2 separate regions of the Mus musculus genome follow, and region 2 is linked to region 1. A link is a loop called in an ENCODE intact Hi-C map of the cell type or tissue named here. Cell type or tissue: left cerebral cortex. All regions are shown on one strand. Each heading gives the region's core, and the rest is flanking DNA. Links, peaks and the distances in the headings are about the cores only.

Region 1 (6,818 bases), core at 2,865-5,364:
GAGTGGGGCCTGAAGTCTGGGACAAAGGAGGAGCCATTGCTGCAGCTCAAGTCTGAAGGTTGTCTACTGGCCAGGAACTTCCCCCCACTCCACCCCCATGCTCATTGTAAGCCATTGTTCTGCCGAGCCTTTAACTGACTGAGGCTCACCCACACTATGGATATCATTCTACTTTACTCAAGGTCTCCAGATTTAAAGGTTATTTTCATCCCAGAATGAACCATAGAAACATACAGAATCATGTTCAGCAAAAATCAGTCAACCTATCAACCAATCATCAATCACTGGCTCAATTACCGTAAGCACTGAAATTGTTTGCCTGTCAACTCCTTCTAAGTCTTTTTTCTCTTTAGACTTGTATTTTGAGACCGAGTCTCACTAACCTGGGCTAGCCTCAAACTCATGATCCTCCTGTCTTAGCCTTTACGATGCCAGTATTATAGGAGTGTGCCTTCATGTTTTTTTCTTAGCTTCTCCTAATTCTTAAAGGCACAGCTTAAACATCTTGGTTCCTCTATGGCCTTTCTCCAGGACACCACCAGGTTTTGTACATCCCTTTGTCCTTGCTGCTGTCATGTGTACATGAGTGTACGTGTGGTCTATGTGTGTGGTATATATGCAGGTGCATTTACCCATGTGCACACACAAATAGGCCAAAGGAGGGCATAGCATGTCCTAGCCTATCACGTTCTGCCTTCTTCCCTTAAGACAGGATCTCTCATGAAAAGCACATTAAGACTGGAAGGCAGTAAGTCCCACCCAGCAGTTATGTTGTCTGTTCCCTAGCACCTCTCCGCCCAACCCCTACCCAAGTGCTAGGTTACAGACATCTGCAGCCATGCCTGGCTTTTTACATGAACCCTGGGGATTTAAGCTCAGGCGTTCATTCATACCAATGTCATACGTGCCATATTCACTGAGCCATCTCCCCAGCCTCTCAGTACAGTCTATATGAATTTCACAGTACTCAGGATTCCATGTACTCACATGACTTGCTTTCCATGGGACATGGTGCTTGGAACTTATTGGAGCCAATATACTACCTTCCCCATGCCCAGCATGGAGAACGGCTCATTGAAGTTCATACAGTAAAATGATGGATTAATGGGAGAAATCAGGAGCTAAAAATCACTGTAGCATTAAGATATTTAATCCCCCAACAATGAGCTCCCCCAATATTTGTTACATCAGAGAAGTAGCAGAGCTAATGGATCTCCCTGGTCACTCTGTCCCAGATATGTGTGTAGGCATGTGTCCATGCCTATGATGGCAGACAGACCCTGGAAAGGTTGGCCAAGGTCATCAGAGATGTGCAGAATGATTAATTCTCGTGTGTTTTTTCTAGCCCAAAGGTGAAAGTCAATGCCATAGAGTCAGACTGGACAACGGCCTGAACTTGGGCTTGACTCTTACAATCCCAGAGCCTCTTGTTTCTCTATCAGTCACATGGGGACAACAGTCACACAGTGTTAGAGAACTCCAACCAAACTTAACTTTATCCAAATCCATCCATGTTTGAGTTCACATCTGGGGTACGGGCACATGAACTACTGACCATGACAGGGAACACGTTAGCCAATTCCAACTTCTCTTTTTAGCTTGTTTCCACATTTTGACCTAAAGGGAGGCTGAAGGTGAGGTGCTCTGGAGAAGGACAGGGAGAGTGGCTATAGGGGCACAGTTTTGTTCTTTATTCAATGTTTTGAAGGACATGGGAACTTTGAGCATGAGAAGAAGTTACAGGTTCTTTCTCCAGAAACATGCATGGAGAAACACGTTGTTTCAGGAGACAAGTTGCCTATAATTTTAGAGAATTCGTGGTCCTATAGACCCCAATTGAAACAACTTGAGTTAAATTTACTTGTTTCCAGGGTTGGAGAGATGGCCTAACAGTTTGTAAGAGCACACATTGCTCTTGTAGAGTTCCCCGGTTTGATTCCCAGCACCCACATCAAGTCACTCACAATCACTTGTAACCTCAGCTCCAGGGGATCTGATGCCTTTGGTCTCCAAGGGCAACTGCCTTCACACACACACACACACACACACACACACACACACACACACACACACACACACACACACTCACTCACTCACACTCACACATACACTTACTCACACACACAAATACACTCACACATATACTTACTCACACACAGTCACTCACACACAGTCACTCACATACACACTCACACACACTCACACATACAGTTATTCACACACTCACACTCACACACACACACTCTCACTCACACACAAACACATACACTTCACACATATACACTCACAATACACTCACTCACTCACACACACACACACAAACACACTCACATACTTACACATACACTTACTCACTCACAGACTGACACACTCACACTGATACACACTCACTCACACACACACACACACACACACACAATTGAAAATAAAAATAAATCTTAAGTAAACCTCTCTCTCTCTCTCTTCCCTCCTATCTTCCCTCCCTTCTTCTTCTGCCCATATCTTCATGAACTTGACTGTGTGTTTGGGAGTGGTTCGAGGATTGGGGATGGATACCAGTAATTGAGGACCAAGAAAGGCTTCCATGTTGAATGACTGTTTTTTTCCAGAGAATTTGCAGATGTGTCGTCATCATGCAGCAGATGTGTCATCATGCAGCAGATGTGTCGTCATCATGCAGATAATGACCCACTATACAGGAGGGCATCATCACAGGACAGCTCAGAGTTTCATCCTGGTTACTACCTTCAAGTCCCCTGCATGATCCTGGGCTATACATTCTGTCTGTACCCCAGGGTCTCTATCTTTAAGATGAGGATAGCATAGTGCTATCACTTTGAACTAGCAAAAAGATTAAATATGCTAGGGATTTATATATATATTGGTAAGGATTTAGTATGGTAGGTGCCACCAATACTAATTTTGATCATTATTTAGTAGCTTAAGAAATTATTTCCTTTTAGTTGTTGTACAAAATAATAGGTTGCATGATGGCATTTTTCATACACAATCAAACTTGAATTCTGATGGTTTTAAAGTAGCAAATAACACAGTTACAGGCATACAAAGCATGTCGTACCACAAATGGTAAACCCAGCATCCCCTACCATCACAGCTGGAGAGCTGCAACCAGAGAACTCTTTTAGGACAAAAAGAATGTTCTTAACTGATTTATTTTTAAATAGAAATTTTAGGTTAATAGAGTAGCTAGAACGTCATCTGGATTTGTTTTTTCAGACCCAGTGAGATGGGGAAGCTACTTTTCCATAACATAATTGATTTTTCCTGCTGTAGTGTAAAGATCTTCCCACCGGGAGAGGGAGCCAGGCCCACTATTGGACACCACTTGTTTATTTAGGGAGGCTTTCTAGACCGGTAATTATTTTTATATCAAGACAACAAACTATTATATCAGTTTAACAAAGCAGATACTCCCCATGCCAGGTGGCTGGAAAGAAAGAAAGAAAGAAAGGAAGAAAGGAAGGAAGAAAGAAAGAAAGAAAGAAAGAAAGAAAGAAAGAAAGAAAGAAAGAAAGAAAGAAAAAACAATGACAAAAAGTTGAGAGGATGGCTCAGTTGGCAGAAAAAGCACCTACTGTGCAAGAGGAGGACCTAGTTTCATTCCCAGCCCTAGCCCCTGTAAAGATGTCCGAGTGGTGGTGCTCACTTTGTGACCGTAGGGGTGGAGTAAGGTGAACTCCTAGGGCTGACTGGCCAGCCAGCTTAGCCTGATCAGCGAGCTCCAGGTCTCAGTGAGAGACCCTGCCTCAATGTGCAAGGAGAGTGGATTCTGAGAAACACCACCGACGACATGCGGTGCACGTGCATCGCCCCCTCACCCCGACCCCCTTATGGATTTTATTTACGCTTGGCTCTTTTCTTCTCTTACACTTCTCACAGACCCTCCACCAAACTCCCCAGTCTTCTTCTTTTAGGAATTATTAGCCATTGTAGAGCAGAAGCAGAAGTATTTGGCAAAAGACCTGTGGCCTCGAAGAGGAAGCTGCTGCCCTGTGTCCCATCCACTAGGGGACGGTGCAGCTGAGTTCTTGTCCAGAAGATGGCGCTGTCTGCAAAACCCAGCAGAAATTCAGTGTCAGAGAGGAGGAGAGAGAGAGGTGTGGCAGGGAGGATTGTGCAGGACCATGGGTCGGTGTTCTAATGGTCCTAGAAGTATGAATTGTTAATTTTAAAGGGGGCACTAATTTCCATGCTAATTGTAATTAAGTTTAAGTATATGGAGACATGTTTGGAATTGTCAACAAGCTTGATGAGCCGGATCTCCTAGCAGCCTGTTTGCAGGAGAATGGAGGACCCTCCTGGGAAGAACTCATCCTGAGGGAGTGAGTTGCTATCAACTGGACCAGTCACAGTTGCTCCCGCATCCCTAACTGCTAATTGTGCCAATGGTTTGGAAGTGGCTTTTAAGCCCCATGAACACTAGACTACAATCTTGCAGGGGAGAGACAGGAATCTACACAAACACTGAAATGCTTCTCTACTGAGAACCCTAGAAAACACCATGGTGCAACCCGCAGTCTTGGGGTTCTTCTGGTAGAGTGGAACCCCAGAGTCCCTCTACAGTGGGTCCCAGGTGGCAGCTGACATGGCGTCTAGCGCCACGATAACGTCTTTGGGGACACTGGTAACAATGGCTGGGGTCATCTCTCTCCTGATACTTATTTTCTACCTGGCTCTTGGCATTCACCTGTGGTGGTCTCAGGTATTTGAATATTTGGGCCCCCGTTGGTGGTGCTGTTTGGGGTGGCCTAGGAGATGTGGTTTTGATGGAGGAAGTATGCCACTGAAGACTTTCTTTGAGAGTTGAAAAGACTGGCACAAACTTCCGGTTTGTTATCTCTGCTTCCTGCTCGCAGTTTAAGGGGTGAACTCCCAGGATACGTCTCCAGTTGCCATCCAGTCTGCTGCTGTCCTTCCCCATTGCAATGGTCACGGTCTTATCCCTTTAGAACCAAACCTGTCCTTCTCTCCCGTTGCCTCAGTCCAGGTGTCTTATCACAGTGATAGGAAGCTAACTAATATGCCATCTCTTTTAGGTTTCAAAGTAAACACAGGAAGTAGATCCACGTGAAGGCTCACTGTTCAGGAGAGGAAACTGAGGTGACTCATCACACAGGCAAAGCTCAGAAGTTTCAGAACTTGATCTCAGATGGGCACACAGCTGCTGCCCTTGGTGCCTGACTCTTCAAGAGTAGTCGGACTTGCTTGGAGGGCAAAGCAAGGTTCTGGTGGAGGGTACTGGGCCATTCAGAACGAGTGTCATTGTCTTAAGCCTTTGATATACTTTTGGACTTGAGCCATATCTGGAAGGCATGGGCTTGGGGGAGATGTTAAGTATTTCACAGTCTAGAGGAAAGAGAGGAGCCACAGCAGAGAAGGGTGGAGTCTGGGCAGGGGCATCAGAGCTCAGCTGAGGAACAGGACCATGATGCCTGCCAAGTTGGATGAACTTCTAAGATTTCAAAACTGGAATAGGTGAGGCTCAGCAGAGCATAGGATGGAGGGGGAGGTGGTCTTCACTTCCTTATGACTCTGGGGGCTTTAGGGTTGAGTTAAGTCTATGGGTTCATATGCCAGCCATGTATCTCTGATATCATGCCTATGTCTGTGGGTTTTGGTCAATGCAGCTTGAAGATGGTGTCAGAAACTGGGTGTGGTAACACGTGCCTTTAATCCTAGCACTAGGGAGGCAGAGACAGGTAGATTCCGAATTTCAGTCTACAAAGCAAGTTTCAGGACAGTCAGAGCTATAGAAGAGAAAGAAATTGTCTCAAAAAAAACCCCCCCCACTCAAACCAAAACAACAAATTAAAAATAAATTCTAAATATTAAAATTAAATATTAAAAATAAAAATTATAAAAAAAAAGAAAAAAAAGGTTGCAAAGAAAATAACTTTTGTATTTTTTGGTCAATTCTCAATTATCTCTGACAAGAAAGGTTAATTGAAATCTGTAGGTTTCAATGGCTAATAGCTTTTTCTTCCTATGCAATCTGTCTTCCACCACAGCTTCCAGAAAACGACAACACTGACTAACTGGGTTTTCACACTTATTCTTCCCGGTCCTTCATCTAAAGTGTTAACAGACAGTGAACCGACCCAGATGTGAGAGCAGCAGGGAGAGGGAGGGAAGCAGAGGGCCTGGAAGGACCCACTCAGCACCACGATCCTAAGATGCCCAGAACCAGTGCTGTGCTGAGCTCCCTGTGGCTGCTGCAGGGGACAGCGGATAGGATGGAACATATACTGTGACATAGCAGCTGCAGATGTCATCGCACTGCAGAGACTTATGGGCACGCCACCAAGGCTATATGCCCTAAGGGACCTGGGAAACTTCTCTTGGGAAAACACAAAGGCCTCACTGGGGAACACAAAGTAGGTACAAAATTGAAGTGAACTGACCCAGGCACTGTGACAGGGGAAAGAGTTCAGAGAACAGCCCTGTGCCCAGGGCCTTTGCATGCCAGGAGAGTGAGATACACATCAGCCTTTCAAAAATATCTTTTATTTAGAGATGGTCTCACTGAGTTCCTCAGGCTGGCCTTGAACTTGTAATTCTCCTGCCCCATCTCTGGGATAGCTGGGATAATAGGCCTGCTCTGCCCTGTCGACACTAAGTTAAGGTTATGCTGATGTGAGAATGGGGGTTCCTGGGAGGTCCTTGTGTCTGAGAGTGAGGTCAGGCTGTATAATCTGGAAGTCTTGATAAGAAGAGAGGGTTTGGGTTACTATAGAGCCTTTCTGGGGGAATGGCAGTGCAGCTGAAGAGAGGGAGGCAAGAACCTCTCCCCCTCCTTT
Region 2 (6,818 bases), core at 2,257-4,756, 750 kb after region 1:
TATCAGGCCACTCCAATAAGGCAACTAAAATGTGTCATGGAGTGCCTGAGAATAATGGGCACCTCTGTTCTCCTCGCCCCTCTGTGCTGCTACAGAAAGCTGCTAGCGGATGAATGGTGCGGCACTCTACCTCACTACTCAAGAAACACATGGGGCCCGGCTGGTCCTTCATTCCAAGTAGCCTGGCCTGGGCTGGGATCCAGCTCTTTCCTTGGACACGAATCAGCTAACAGCTGTCCCTTTCTTTGTAATGGCCATCAATAAAGTTAGTTGCAATCCAGTGGTCTAAAATGAAAACTACATCATTTGCTCATTCTAGAGGCAAGTCTAACAAACCGGGTGAGGATTCATTAACTGTAGACTCGCCAAAGCAGAAATTAGAGAGCCTCAGCCCTCCCTCTACCCTGGTCCTTTGTGGTCAGAGTCTCGGAGCTAGGGAACCAGCACAGTCCTGCTCTGGTCCTCAGGGATGCAAGACAGGAGGATGGGTGTCTATAGCAGCCTGACTATAGCAGCCAATGCATTCTCACGGAATGGCTTGTCCTTCCTTGCCTCCAAAACTCTTGTTTGTTCTTCAAGAAACAATTCAACCACCAACTCCTTCCATGAATCCCTCCAAACCTCTTCCCCACCAACTTGCATTGAAAGGTCTTAAATAAGTGAAGGTTTCTTCACCCTGTGTCCTTGAAGACCTCCAGGATATAGCTTATCTGCTACTGCAATATGAAGAGCCAATTCTTTTTCATAGCTTGATTAATATTGCCTTTTTATCAAGTATTTATTGAATAATTGAACAGAGCATAAAACATACAGATAAATGAAATAAGGCAATTGCTGTGTGCATGAGAAAAGATAAATGGATGTTAATAAGAAATAAACTAAGAAGCAGGAGAAAATGAGAAGACAATCCATTATAAGAAAGCCCAGAAATAAGAAGGTATAGAGGAAACAAAAAAAGGGGTACTTGAGTAGAAGAATTATAAACAAAAAAAGTAGAATAAACGGATAAAATTAAACATATTTTTTCTGATTAGAAAAAAAAATAATCAAAGCAGAGATGCTGTGGATGCCACAAGATTTAATGAAGAGATTAGGCATTAACTATGATGGTGCTCAGATGTATAGTGGGTGTGGACCTGAACCTGGTCATACAAGAACTCTGACATGCTAAACTTGAATATCAGGTCTCACCAAAAACCTATCAAATCAGGATGTGCATTTTAATAGCACCCCGCAAGCCCCCATGACTTCTGTATGCAATAAAGTTTGAGATGGAATGATGTAGATATGCAAAGTGCACAAACAATCCCCAGTTCTCACTACCATCAATGGTGGATAGCAGGAAACGTCAGCATTAAGGAGCTACATAACCTTGGGACAATCACTTCCCCAGATCTCAGCTTCTTCATCTATGGGATGAGGACAGAGTAGTTGCCTACTGAGTTTCGAGTTCTTGATTACATCTCCCAGCATACCATTACCTCATTCTATACCATCAGGCAAAAAATAAATAAATAAAAAATAAAATAACAAAAAGCACCTCTGACTGATAAACACTGTGCATCCTGTCCCAGCTCATTCTCCCAGGGTTATCCCGCATCTATCAGATGCCTGTCTCTGCGTTGAGTACAAATGATTCCAAGATGAATACACATCTCTCCCTGCCCTTGGGGAGCTCGTGAGCTTCTGGGAGAAGGAAGAAGGACGCGTAAATAAGAGAAAGCAAAGGGGTCTTAGAACTTCAAATACATGCTAGTAAAACACAGAGAGGGCAAACAACCACACTGCTGGGAGCAGTGAGGAAGAGCTGTTACCAGGAGACAACAAAATCATTTGAGTTCTTCCCTGCCAACCTCAGCTGACAGGGCTAGAGAGTGACAGGATAGAAAAAAGGTACCGGAACACCAAGCAAAGCAAAGAAGGCCCCTGAGCACACCTCTCTGGTCTACACATCCTGAGAAGTTGACCCACCAGATGGGCAGGTGAATCGGGCTAATAGTCACAGACAGTTAACATCTCCACTGCATCTAGACCTCAGAAACCAGAAACCTACCTCCTCCGAGTTCTGTGTGCTCCCTCTACTGACTGTGCTCAGTTCTTAGCATCTTCAGCCTCCTGGAAGACAATACCAATTCAACCACTAATCTCTCCCTGGAGGTTTCTTCTATGGTTACAAAGAAGAGAGGCACTTTAATAAATGTAAACAATTCATTACACCAGCAACTCTTTTGATCTATATTTGTTTACATAGGAACAGTGCAGTAGTTCCCAACCGAGTACAGGGTCACGGAGACTAAAAACGGGGTTCACTGAAGGATGTAATCTCTAGGATTCTTAAGGACTGTAAAATGGCAAGGAGAAAGAAGGCAATCTTAAATTTGGCAGCCCCTACTCTTGACCCCCATCAAGATACCAAGGATGAGCTGAGAGGTCATTTGCTATCATCACCGTTCAAGAAGCAGGCCGTCATTTGGAACACCTGCATCCAACCTCCACAATGGTGAGGCCATCCCTGGATTCCATCTCTTGTGTGGCTCTAGGTGTTGATTTGAGGTCATAGTTTCTTCATGTTCAACTTCCTTTCCCCCTGCTTCCTTCTGTGTTTCACAGCCCCCAAGTATTCACTAAATGTTTACAGTAGCTGGCCAATACTGGTGAAGATGTTACCTTCATTAGATCCTTGAAGAAACCCTGCCCTTGGGTTTACCACAGCCATAAAGGAGATGAAAAATACATCTTAAAGCTTATGATAGGCCGCAGAATCCACTCAGTCCTGATTCTCCCCCCACCAAACACCAGTCACTCATTACAGCAGCCAACTTTTATCGTGTCTCTCTCAAAGGTAGCCATTGCCCCTCCCCATGCAAGCCTACGTGGAAGTTGAAGGTCTGAGAAAATGGCTGAGTTCTAAAGCCATTCTTTGGGAGACAGAAGCACAGAGACAAGACCCCTTGTTGTTCACCCTCCCTCCAGAGGAAGTCGCTCTTCTTAACCAGTCAAAAAACAAAAACCAACCAAACAAACAAACACACCTGGGGAACAAAGTAGTGACAAAAAGAACTTTTCTCTCCTCTCCTCTCCTCTCCTCTCCTCTCCTCTCCTCTCCTCTCCTCTCCTCTCCTCTCCTCTCCTCTCCTCTCCTTTCTGCGATTCTCCTTACTTGTACTCTCTGCCTACATCCACCCCTGACAAAGATCACACACCATCAGTAGCAGAACAAGAATCTGCAGGTGGGCAGGCTTCCTAGAGCTGGAACCAACAAGAGAGACAAATTAGACAATTCTCTGGCATGCTCTGCTTCTGTCCCTGCACACTAGCCCCTGGAATGTCACTCCTTCCCCAGGTCCACCCTGCACTAGCATACCTAGAGCACAGAAATCGAGCCACATGTGGCTCACTCCCCTTAAAACCACATCCTTAGCCCTGCTTTCCTGGGAAGTCATAGTTTCCTATTGATGTTTCCTTAATTACAGACCACAGAGGCTCTTTCATTGCTGTCGAATGTGTTCTTCTTCATCCCACCAGTCTCACCACTCCCCATGTTGCCCATGCCACAAGGGTGAGGGCAAAAAGCAAGGAGATGAAAGGAAACCCATTCAGTGATAAGAAGCAGAGAGCTACAACAACAAACCCAGGAAGGCCCAGAATGCCACCAAGTCAAGCAGCATGGGCACTGCTCATGATGACAGGTCACAACAGAGTCCTCAAAATGGCTTGGAATACCAAAAAGCTGCAGGCCACCTGTGGCAGTGCCTCCTTGATACCTGACAAGTCTTTCCCAACTGGATCGCCTCTCTTTTCTCTCTATCTTTCTCGGCCCCTTTGACTTCTCTTCCTCTGTATTCTACTCTTTAATGTCTTCTCCTTTGCCCAGTCCTTGGGCCAACCGATGACAGCTTAGCACTTGAGTGCATCTTGCTGGCATGCATGGTTGAGACCCTGCCCAAAGTCTCCCTATTGATTTTATCACCAAAGAACATTGATTTTTTTTTATCACCAAGGTCCTACTCAGTTGCAGAACACTATCACAGGCAACTGTGATGCAATAGTGGCCACATGCCCTGTGGATAGCCACCTCTCCTCGTCCACTCGTGTATACAAACTCTCCGCACATTGAGCTGGCATCCTCACTCATTCCTCTGTTCTATTTTGAAGTGAAATGAAGAGTTCTTCCTCCTACTTGGAGGAGGAGGAGAAGTCAGGGAGCCAGCTCAGGTGGCTCTAAGGTGAACACACACCAGATAACCTCAGCTATTTGTAGACGTGGTGAGAACATGGTTCAAATTGGGATCCCAACCTCACTCTCATTACACCATGGTTACAGATTAAGGCTTCAGCAACGAGAGCTTAAAGAATGAGGCCTAGGGGAGAGGAGCAGGAGATTTGGATGGATCCATATCCATCCTTACTAAACAATAAAGAACTATCGCCCACTGTCATTCTGAGGGGCTGGCAAGGACCTTCTACTACCTCCCCTACAACACTTTAGTATTTTTAGGTTGTTATAAAGGGTGATTATTTTGTAAACGACTTGGGTGAAAGGGAAGGGAGTGCTTGGGAAAGGGCTATTGACTGCTCATGGCTCTCCTACATATTTTTGAAGACCCTTTCCCAACCTCACTCTTGCATGAGAACATCTTCGGAGATTCCAGGGTGTATAGACAGTATAGAAAGGAGATGAGCAGCTGGGTCCCCATCTTGGCCCTCGAGCCACAGATGCTATGATTTTCTCAGGAGTTGTCTTGGCTTGCCTGAGTGGCTAGCAGAAGAACTGTTAGCTAAGTCTTTTCCATTCCTGTTGCTATTTCTCTTTCCAAATGCTGTCCAAGATATTGGGCATATTTCACATATTTTTATATTTATATATATTATTATAGGTTATATATATATTTCTTCACATATATAACAATTTCAAATGTTGTTGAAATGAATGGGATGATAAAAGAAATTAAAATATCAATTCTATTTTTGAGGGTACAAGATGAACACATGCAAGCAGCACATCTCTTTGTTTAACACAAAGGCTCACATGTCGAATTCTGCACCCCTTCCACATGCACGGCGCTTTAGAAGTCTGCAAGATAGCCATTTTGCAAGAGTGTGGAAGTAACAGTTTGCTTGGAGGATGTGCGGGTATAAATAGATGTGTGGACAGAAGGAGAATTTTACAGCTCAAAAAATAATAGCACACGGGGAAAAGATACAAATGAAAAGCAGAATATTGACAGACTCCCTTCTTTTCAGGCTTAAGGTTGAAGACTCCAGCTTGCAGCATCCAGGTGTTCTGAGACCAGCCAGTCCCTACCTGCACCTGCACCTCTGCAATAGGCCTCCTGGGATCTACGGCCCAGTTTCAACCCTTTCTTTAGACACCAAGTAGGTTCCAGGGCAAAAGCCATGATAATCTCGATCAGTATTTTTCTGTTTCTGCATATATACATATATATTTTTACAGAGCATAGAAAGGATGCCTAAAAGGAAAGAGGAGATAGGGAAACAGAAAGGAAGATGGCAAGAAACAAGTCTCAGCTTGGAGAAAAAACATATTTATCTAGATGCCCATCAAAATCTAACATTAGCTCTGTGTAAATCAAATGCTCCTTAAGTCGGAGAAGCATACAGGTCCCCTGGCTGCCTGTGTCTGCATATAGACATACCCCCTCCCAGCCTGCAACCTCTTCTGTGCCTGCATCCAACCACCCCCACCACCTTCCCGGAAAAACAAAACCTGTTAGATAGCAGAAGCATGAGAAATGACCTGGAGGTCCCCTTCTTTGTCACAGAAGCCTTTCCCACAAAACAGCATTATTTTGAGATCATGTTATTTTTTTTCTCTCCCAGAAAAAAAGAAATATCATCTGAGACACTGGGGGAAAAAAACAGATTTAAAACAAGAAATCCCCACCCCAGGTGAGGAAAAAGAATAAAATAGAATGTGCCCTACCTTGGTTTGTAGAAGCCAAAGCTCTAGGCGGACAGATTAAGGGAGAGCGCATGTTGGGAATATCCAGAGTCCTCTTCTCGCTTGCATATCCACATAAGAAAGACGGAGGATAAAGGGACAGAAGAACATTTAAAATCCAGTGGAGTGTGAATTTGGTTTTAATCTTGTGTCTTGAAGAGATGTAAATTCAAAGGAAAAAATGTAATGTGAAAGGGAATCTCAGGGTGTGGAGAGCGGCTCACAATGCAGAATCCAGAGCCATTATTCCATGTGCATGTGAGGTTAGTAGCCCGAATATATAGATTTAAGGAGTCTCCGGCAATTAAGGGTTGGGTTCTCTTTTCTTTTTTCTTTTCTCTTTTTCTTTTTAATTTTTTGGAGCTTTAGTAGAGGAGTCTCTGTGTGGAGAAGCTGGGGGCAGGCTCTGTCCCTCCGTGGAGCGTGGTCATTCCCAAAGCGTCCCCTTCCTAAGGGGAAAAAACGAGGAGGTCAGGGTTTGATTCGAGTGTCTCCCGGAGGGTTAGCAAAATGCATGCCGGAAAAAAAAATATAGATATCTCTATACCAAGTCGTTATAAGGAAAGGGGGAGGAAACCCTGCATTTCCCACAGAGTACACACCAGAGGAATTGAAAACAGCTGGCACCAATCTATAAATAATTCCGAAAAGGTCTGCCTATGCCGTTCCTGGGACAGGCATGGATGAAAGGTGAGAAAAGCCAACCTGAATGGAAGAGAGGGAAGAGGGAAGTGGAAAGCAAGGAGGAAGGCAGGGAGAGGAGGCTCCACACAGCAGTTCACACTCACACACACGCGCGCGCGCGCGCATGCACGCACACCATCCCCACTTAACTCGCCAGTGAGTGCGGCCCCCA

What was found. Peaks named below come from ENCODE experiments on the same cell type or tissue, not always from the same donor. Only the 100,000 strongest peaks of a DNase experiment are listed, where the experiment ranks them.
Region 2: it touches region 1 in a loop (8-fold over the local background); 4 of 42 quality-filtered maps call a loop at or near these places.

The regions. Positions count from the first base shown.
Region 1 is chr6:135,413,594-135,420,411 of GRCm38, forward strand. No RefSeq gene overlaps it. Among named protein-coding and RNA genes, the nearest start is that of Emp1, 54 kb to the left of the region's middle. In left cerebral cortex, for the core only: CTCF peaks have their summits at 3,305 (motif pointing right) and 4,046 (motif pointing right); a DNase peak (open chromatin) is centred at 4,060.
Region 2 is chr6:136,165,472-136,172,289 of GRCm38, forward strand. Grin2b (glutamate receptor, ionotropic, NMDA2B (epsilon 2)) reads right to left here. Exons shown (of 15, transcript NM_001363750.1): 3 at 5,945-6,411. Among named protein-coding and RNA genes, the nearest start is that of Gm26653, 4.1 kb to the right of the region's middle. In left cerebral cortex, for the core only: no CTCF peak of the experiment used is centred there; DNase peaks (open chromatin) are centred at 2,703, 3,671 and 4,183; H3K4me3 peaks cover 2,381 bases; H3K27ac peaks cover 1,878 bases.